Regions from separate parts of the Mus musculus genome. Here region 1 is linked to region 2. A link is a loop called in an ENCODE intact Hi-C map of the cell type or tissue named here. Cell type or tissue: left cerebral cortex. All regions are shown on one strand. Links, peaks and the distances in the headings refer to the core of each region. The heading gives the core; the rest is flanking DNA.

Region 1 (4,392 bases), core at 87-4,086, 100 kb after region 2:
CGTGCCACCCTTCCAGATGTGTGTCAGAGGCACAAGTAAGAAATGAAAAATAACTTCTCAATTATTTGAACATGCAGCAGATACGGGGCTTTAGAAAATAAGAACAGAAAATTCCAGAAAATACGGGTGAAATACCGATGTCTCAGGTGTTGGAACCCACCTTCAGGGGTTCGGAGATATTATCTTGGCATCCAGCTATGTCATCTGGGAAGCTGTGATCCCAAACAGTGAGGGAGCCTGGTTCTCTCATCTTGACAAGGACAACAAGAGGAGGTAGAAAATAAATGCAGATCAATAAAGTAAAGTAGAAGCTGCTCATGGAGGCTGGCCCCGCCCCAGCTCCCGGAAGCTAGGGAGTGAGACCAGGAAATGCTTCTCCCTGGCTGTAGGTGCAGCAAGCCCCAGCTCCCTTTACTCCATCAAAGCCACGTGATTAGAAGGCACAGCCCTCACTTTGTTGCCTCCTCGGATGTGGAGCCTGCTTGACCACAGCTAGCCTCCAGCTGCTCTGGTCTCCCAGCAGCTTTGAAACATCCTGGCTTCCCGTGTAACCTAGAGGTGGGTATCCAGGGGCCAGGCTCTCAGTGTTCCTGGAGGCCTCGAGGACTCTGAGGGCCCTCCACACTGCCTGCATCACTCAGTAGATATACCCATCCAATCACACTAGTTGTCATGAAGTTGGAGCTGGTGCCACCCTGACTTGGTCAGTCAGTGTCTTTTGAGGAGTTCGGAAAAGCCGATTCAGTCAATATACTGAGGCAGGCACTCTACTGCTGAACCTTAGGCCAGTATCTTTGTCCTCCTCAGATTTGATGAGCCACTCAAACCACAAAGCCACCTTACCATGGACTCTTCCAATAATGTCACTAGTAGGCTTAAGGACTCAAAGACTAGCAGTTTGTCAGTATGGCTTAGCTTCTGCCTATCTCCAGTGCTGATACTTGTGGCAACTGGTGGCAACGACCCAGAAGTCTTGAGTCCTGGTTCTTGGAGCTATTCTTTCCTCCAACAGAGCCTATTTCCCTATTTGTAGCTCACTATCAGATTGGATTAAGGCCCACTCTAACAGTCTCACTCTAAAGGTTTGCCTCTGAGCTCAGTAGTTCTCTGGAGTTCTGGGAGTTAAAAGCTTCAACGCTGGACTCCTGTGTGACAAAATTCAGCCATAGCGGCCTGCTTATACTTCAGTGGTCTGAAGTCTATGTCCTAACTTGAGGGGGATGGGGTGGGGATTGCAAAGGTCCAGGAAATTACTGACTACACTGGGAATCAAGAAGAGGCTAGGCCCTCTGGCCGCTCCTGTGGGCGTGGCCAGGAGTTCACCTGGAGGCAGGGTCCCCTACCTGTTTCTTTCTTCTCCTTTAAGGGAGGTGAATGGGACTCTCTTCAGTGGTCCCTAGAAATGGCAAACGGATTAAAGGGTAATCCCAGCACTCGAGGCAGAGGCAGAGGCAGGCGGGTTTCTGAGTTCGAGGCCAGCCTGGTCTACAGAGTGAGTCCAGGACAGCCAGGGCTACACAGAGAAAACCTGTCTCGAAAAACCAAAAAAAAGAAGGCAAATGGAACTCGAATCCGCAAATTCTCTGTGGCTGTTTCTTTTTACCTCCTTTATGTGTATTGAAGGCTCATGCCTGATTGTTGGCAGTTTCTCTTTACACTGGCAATCAATTACCTAATCACAAGGGTAGTTACCGTTTATTGAATTCCTGACGTGTTTTGTGTCCCGCTGGTGCTAAGATCTTAGTGTAAATGTTTACCAGTCTCGACAACAGTTCAATCAGGTCATTATTATTACTCTCACATTACAGGTAGGAAAAGGAAGACTACGTACGGGAGGCTAACAGAACATAGCCAGGGATTAGGGAAATCCAAAACTGAACATAGGTCTACGTGATAAACACACATTATTGGAATAACTGGAGGGATCTGAGTGCCGAATTGTTATTAGATAACGATATAGTGTTACAGCTAAGTATCCCGAGTGTGGTTATGGCATTGTGGTCATTGAGGAGAATATTGATGTTCTTAGGAGAGTCATGCTGACCGGCTCAGCTGGGAGAGGTCCCAACATCTGTTAAAATACTCAACTAGTTCATTCAGCAAATTAACAAGCGTGTGGGTGTGCCCGCACAAATGCACAGTGGATAAGCAGATGAGACTTTAAAATAATGAGCATTCTCTATATGCTGACTGTCATTTTTCTGTAGCTTTGAAAGTTTTCAAAATATGAACATTGCATGGAGCCAGGTTCACACAGTAGAGCATGCTGACAATCCCAGCCCTCAGAAGGCAGTGGTGGGAGGATTTTGAGTTCCACAACAGTCTATGTTACATAACAAGCTCAGAGCCATCTTGGGTGGCATAGTGACACTGGCTTTATAAACCTAAGGGCTGGAGATGTAGCGAGGGGCTAGAGCACCCTCCCAGCATGTGTGAGGCCCTGGCAGAGCCTCAGGGCACAGAGTTGTAGGGTGAACGGCTCTGACACAACCCATAGACTCACAGAAGCAGTGACACATAGCACATGCACCAGCCTGGGGTCTAGCGTGTCATGCCGTCGTCCCTCATTTGGGCTCTGGGTCAAAGTCTTTACTGATGTGTGAGTCTTTCTCCTACTGCCCAGGCGTATGCCAGCCAACCACACAGAGCCCATCCGTTTGCCAACTGTGTCTCCAGTTATTGCCTTGGAGTTTTTCACGAGCTCAAATGTAAGGGTTAGCACATGTAGCAGATGAAAGCACAGAGTGCCCGGTGAGTTAGAACTTCAAATGAGAAAATTACTTTGAATTTTAAGAAGGTGTTCAATGCTTCAATGGGACATAATTCTATTAAAGATTGATCATTGTTAATATTAAATTTAAATATAATTTGGTATTCTGTATATAACCTATTAGTAGTTGACCTGTGATTCAGTATCCTACACGAGAGACCATGGTTCCCTATGAAGACTGAATTTTAGGAGCAAAATAGAGTATTAGACATCTCTGCCCCTCCCCTGCAACACACAAACATACATACACCCAGAGGTTTGCTAACTGCAGTGACCCTGGATCTTCTGTTTTCTAGCAGTTAACTGAACAGGAAGGGATGGGCAGATACAGGGAGGAAAAATGCCTTAGAGACTTACCAAGGCTGGGGTTGACCTTTGCCCACCTACACACATAGATGTGCAGGGCTGCTGCACAGCCTTTCATACAGCCAATGACTGCATGGCGCAGACGAGGAGCTGATCTGGTAGTTTCGATCCTAGCTTTCCTCCTCACTGTGTGCACTCTCCTCACCTGTATAATCTAGAAGACAACCGTACCCTTCTGATAGAGGATTAATAGGTCAATATTTGCTAAGTGCTGGGGATGGTGTCCAGTGCATGGTCAGCCCTGTATAAGTATTTGTCCAATAAACAATCTATTGATAGAGAATGTTCAGATTTCTATGGGGTAGGCCTATTAGTCTAAGATTCCCCAGGACCTTAAGTAGCTCTGACTTGGTGGGGGGCGGGGCCCAGACTTTGGTAACCTTGCGCAGACTCCATTCTATGGGTCCATTTCTTTCTGAGTTCTTGGAGTGAAGGAAGTCTCAGAAGTGATATACAGGCAGGAAGGGTGGCAGCCTGCAAGAGTGACTCTATCCCCGTGACACAGCTGGTTATTTGTTATTGGTGCTTAGGGTAGAGATGTTGAGTACTAAGAAGTCTTAGTGTGGTCTGCTTTGGGAACAGCGCTTGACCTATTCCATTACTGTGACACTGTATTTGTAGTGTTCTCTTCTGATCTCCGACGCCTCTGTTCTCCCACTCGGAGCCTCATTTCTTTCCCTTTACATAGCTTTATGTCTTGTCTCACGATTCCACCCCCCCCCCCCTGCTCTCATTTAAATTCCTTCATCCACTTTTGGTTTCGAAAAGGAAACCATCACTCACAGAGTGTCTGGTGTTACAGTGGTGGGAGAGGTTGGCTGGCACCTCAGCCAGCCACACAAGAAAACATTCCTGAGCCTGGTCATCTCCGAGGAGACGAGACTCCAGATGCTGGCACAGGGTGCTGCAGTGACTCACAGTAATAGTTCTCCGGAGCAGATTTCCAAAAGCACAATGCCAAGTCAGAGCCATGTCTCTTGTACATCCTCTCCAGTCCTTGCAGGCAAATTATATGAAACGTTAAACGATTGAGTCACAACTAGGAAAGCCAGCTGTATTATTCTCACATTGAGCCACACCAGTCCGGGATAGGCTGAGCCGTGTATCTTGATACCTGGGATCCACCTGCCACTGGCAAAGTGATTTGTGTTCTTGAACTTGACCACGTGGCAGTTTATATTATCCAAAGGCGCTAGCTAGCAAGAGCCTTTTCATCCAACAGCATCTTCCGAGTGGTCCCTTGTAGATCCCCATCA
Region 2 (4,392 bases), core at 133-4,132:
AAGGTAATATTATCTTATTTAATGTCACATGTTCCTGTGTGCTGTGTACTGTCATTAGCCCTACAGATAAGGAAACTGAGGCCCTGAGATAAGAACTCAGATGTTCTTATTGAGAGCATTCCGAGAATCTCTGATTCCACACATAAAGCTACCTTAACTTCTCTGAGAATATAGACTCCGGCTTCCTTAGTATCACAGACTGGAACCTAGTTTTATAAACTCTTCGCAGGGGTTATCACATATTCAACAGATTTCTTGCTCAGCTAGAACGGCACCCTGTCAATTTTCCTGCTCAGGAGATAAGACTGTGTATCTGCAGGATCCATTCTCTCATGTAGACAACGAGGGCATCAACAGATCATAATTACCATCAAGACCGGGTACCCTCTCTGTGCTGTGTGGTTACACATATGAGCTCCTGGTATCTTACAACCCTGTGAAGTAAACATTATCAGTCAAATTATAGACGGGAAGACTGTATAGGTAGATGGTAAGACTTCCTTTAGCTGCTTCTGTGGTAGGTATTATCATTAATCAGTGGAGTAGCTGCAAAATGATAAAGTACATCAGAGAATAGACAGGAGTCCAGGTCTGTTTGATTCCAGGGCTTTATTTTATTTTATTTTTTTTATCATGAACCGTGACAAAAAGTGCGGGCTCAGAGCAGCTTTAGATAAAGAGAGACTAGTTTTTTCCATGGAGTATTTCATCTGATGGATTGTTTCCACTCCAATGAACTACAGCTCCAGTCCCCAATGCTACTCCAACGACACTAGGATTGAGTAGACTGCCACTTTCTGTACAGGGGTTGAATCCAGATGTTTTCTTCAGTGATGATGCCTCCATAACCAGCCAGAGACCTTAGCACAATTGACCACATTGGAGGTGTCATTGTGACCTTAGAGCCTAGCACATAGGCCCCAATTCCTGACTAAACCAGAACAAAGTCCTACCTCATCAAAGACCCAGTCCATAGTTCCAGGGTCTGGAATAGCCCCTTAAATGTACTAAAATTTTTTTTTGACTTCTTCAGTTTTGCTTCTTGCTAACTGTTCTTGTTAACTAAAGTGTGTCATCCAGGATGTGGGTTTAGTGCATAAAAGGCAAAGCATGGTGAAGTTTGGGGCTATACCATTTGGGCAAGTTTCCCACGCAGTTGTCAGCTGGCAATAGTCTTTCTATTCATCGTTAAGACCGTCTATGTGTGCTCTTTGGTGGAATTATCTTGCAACATCCCAGGCCTCCTGCCGGGACTCAGAGCACATTATTTTCTTATGCGGCACTTTTGTGTGACATAAGCAATTTAAAGGAAGAAGAGTTTATTTTGGGTAAGGATGTCAGAAGGTTCAGTCTACCATGGCAGGAACAGCTCACATTAGAGTAGAGAGGAAGTGGAGTGGAGTGGTGCAGGAAGATGTGAGTACAAGAAAAAGTCCTTCTACCTTTTACCACCTCCCCAGTGACTTCGTTCATCATCCAGTTGGTCAATAGAATAACCCATTTATTAGGTCAGAGCTCCCAATAATTTAATTATATTTGGGAGTCTCTCTCTCTCTCTCTCTCTCTCTCTCTCTCTCTCTCTCTCTCTCTCTCTCTCACACACACACACACACACACACACACACACACACACAGATAAGCTTCAATAATTCTGAGGGTGAGTTGTAATCTAATCTAGCTGACAGTCAGAATTAACCACCCCATCTGGCTCACTCCTGAGCCTCAGACAATGTTAGGCAAGCATAAAGAATGAACGGCAGCAGGTCTCGAGGCGTGTTCTGCATACATTTTCTTCTTCAGGATGTTAGCAGATGCTCATCAAGCAGGGAACAGGGTGCCCACTCTCTTACATAATGAGGCTGGACCTCTTTGCTCCTCGGAAATGTTCAATGTCCACTTTCTGCCTTCTGAACAGGAGCCTAGACGTTCTGGGTCTCCAGCCCTGAATATTACTTTGTATTTCCATTCCATTTCTGCTTCACTGTGATGCTTATTTTGGTGTTCTTGAGATGGACTATGTCTTTTCTTATTTATCCTTTGTTGTGAGGCAAGGCCTTGCTATATGTAGCCAAGGCTGGCCTGGAATTCTGGATGCTCCTGCTTCAGTCTTCCCATTGATGTGACTGTCAATGTCTACCACTGTACACTCTCTGTACACACTGTACAATGTCTACCACTCTTTTAAATTTTTCTTGATATATGTTTTACCTCTTATTGATGGGCATGTGTGCGTGGTACAGAGAACCATGCCCAAGTGAGCTCTTTGGACCACGTGTCCTAGGTCAAGTTTTGTACTGCAGAATGTTAGGGAGCTCTGTGTTCTGTGACTATCAAGAGTAGACTAGCCAGTGTCCTGCTTCCCTAATTCCTGAGGCTGAGGGCTCAGCTTGTTTGCTGCTTCTGCTTCTCGGTCTGTGAGACTCCCTTTGGAATGGGTGCCAGCGAGCCTGGAAGTGATGGGGAGGCCCCTTTAGAAGAACTAAAAGTTATTTGGGTTGCGTGGGAGGTGCGACAGCTGCTTTAGGAGGTCCTCACAGCTGAGCGTTCAAGGGATGATAGGTGTTTCTGGAAACAGGGAACGACTTCATTTCTGCTGTGCTAGAGCACTCTGAGGGGCTTGCCAAAAATCTCTTCTAAAAATGTGACTGTTAAGAACTTAATTTTCTTGGGTTGGAGAGATGACTGAGCAGTTAAAAGTATTTGTTGTTCTTCCAGAGGTCCTGAGTCCCTCAGGAAGATTCCATAAGGGTGAGGGTTATCCAGGGGATAGACAAACCTTGACAATAGGGACACTTATAGTAGATGACAAGAAGGAATCTAGACAGAGATAGGTCTTGGCAAAGGATAGAAGGGTTGGCCTTGTATAAGGAGAATTTTTTTTTTTAAAAACTAGACTTGGGATCATGGGTGCTGGTATTAGGAAGACACAACTTTCCATGGCTGTCAGAACACACCTGCCCTCGGGAGTCTGGGATGCATCCAACCTCCGCTGGCTAAGGACTGCAAGAGAGTCTGGCTCAAGTCTCGCCTGGATGTAGAGGTCAAAGACCTCACTCCGGAGAGAGAAAGGATTGCATGCAGGCAAAGAGTAACTCTGGGCTCCCAGCTATGCACATATTGGATAGCCATAAATAGCCTTGATCCGCACTTGAACTTGTCTGCCTAGAACTTGTTCTTCATTCTGTTCTCTACTCAAAAGTCACTTCCCCGTGGACTAGCCTGGGGCTATTCCTTCTTGCCTCTTGATGCCAGATGAAGAACAACATGAGCACTTGTTGCCTGCCTGTCCTCTCCGGACAACGAGTTCAGGGAGGATGGGGCTGCCTCTTTCTGACCCTTCTCTGTCACCATGTAGTCTCTCCCACTTCCATTAAGGAACAGCCTTGTCTGTTGGAAGAATGAGTAAATGAGCCTCAGCAAAGACCTTCAAGACTTCAGCCAGCTGACTAGAAACTGTGACTTCTGCAAGTTCAAAAACTCTCTGCAGTTTTAAGCTCGTCTCTTGATCTCAGTCAAAATAAAAGGGTTGTAGAGATGAAAAAAAGTGATATGGGAATATTCAAAAAGCAGATCAGCACCCCCATGCCATTTGGGGCTGGCTGTACTGCAAACATGAAATGCACTTTGAACATGGTCATCTGATGAAGCTGACAGAAGGGAGGCATCGAGCTATGCTCCCTGCAATATCACCCTTGAGCATATATGCTTGCCTGCTGCCTAGGATTCTGCCAGTCTAGCTATGCTCAGGTGGAGGTGATGGTAATGATGCAGGTGACTGTGCCATTACATCTTCGAGGAACGATCTCCTTGATACGGTGGCAGCAGAGCACGTCAAAGTGAATGCAGAATTCAGGTCGGCTAGGAGCAGTCGCTATGCTGGGAGAGTTCTTTGTTTCTCTCTGGCATGTGGGTGCACAGCCTTTGATGTTAGAATTTTGGCTCATTAATAACTAATTTACATTTCCCAGACAGCAAATTGTGATCTGACACAAATTTATAAAAGAACTCCAAATGGTGAAACTCTTTTATACAATGAATCCTTTGTGGGCTTTCCTCCCTCCTTCCCTCTCCCTCTCCCTCCCTCTCTCTCTCTCTCTCTCTCTCTCTCTCTCTTTCTTTCTAACTTAAGGAGTTTGTGATTAAAATTTTAATGCAATCATTGAAGTCTCCCGGGCTACTTGAAAATAAAGTACCATCGTATTTCCTCATTCTCAGAGATCATGACAACTGGCTGTTCCCCAGTAGATGCTGTAAATGTTACAACTGCTTTTTCATCTGCTCTGAGCCTCAGATAAAATAGGATGTCCTCAGAGAGCCAGAGGGATGGCCCAGTAGAGAGGCTAGAGGCAGTGACAAACAGTGATGGAACTTTGTTCTTTGACTTTGGTGATC

What was found. A loop is a pair of places that touch in the nucleus more often than their neighbours do. Peaks named below come from ENCODE experiments on the same cell type or tissue, not always from the same donor. Only the 100,000 strongest peaks of a DNase experiment are listed, where the experiment ranks them.
Region 1: it touches region 2 in a loop (2.1-fold over the local background); 2 of 42 quality-filtered maps call a loop at or near these places.

The regions. Positions count from the first base shown.
Region 1 is chr3:52,673,500-52,677,891 of GRCm38, forward strand. The region is part of intron 2 of Gm30235 (a long non-coding RNA gene); the gene reads left to right. Among named protein-coding and RNA genes, the nearest start is that of Gm30235, 26 kb to the left of the region's middle. In left cerebral cortex, for the core only: no CTCF peak of the experiment used is centred there; DNase peaks (open chromatin) are centred at 2,286, 2,585 and 4,023.
Region 2 is chr3:52,571,523-52,575,914 of GRCm38, forward strand. No RefSeq gene overlaps it. Among named protein-coding and RNA genes, the nearest start is that of Gm40047, 6.4 kb to the right of the region's middle. In left cerebral cortex, for the core only: no CTCF peak of the experiment used is centred there; DNase peaks (open chromatin) are centred at 1,255, 1,784, 2,506 and 3,811; H3K27ac peaks cover 506 bases.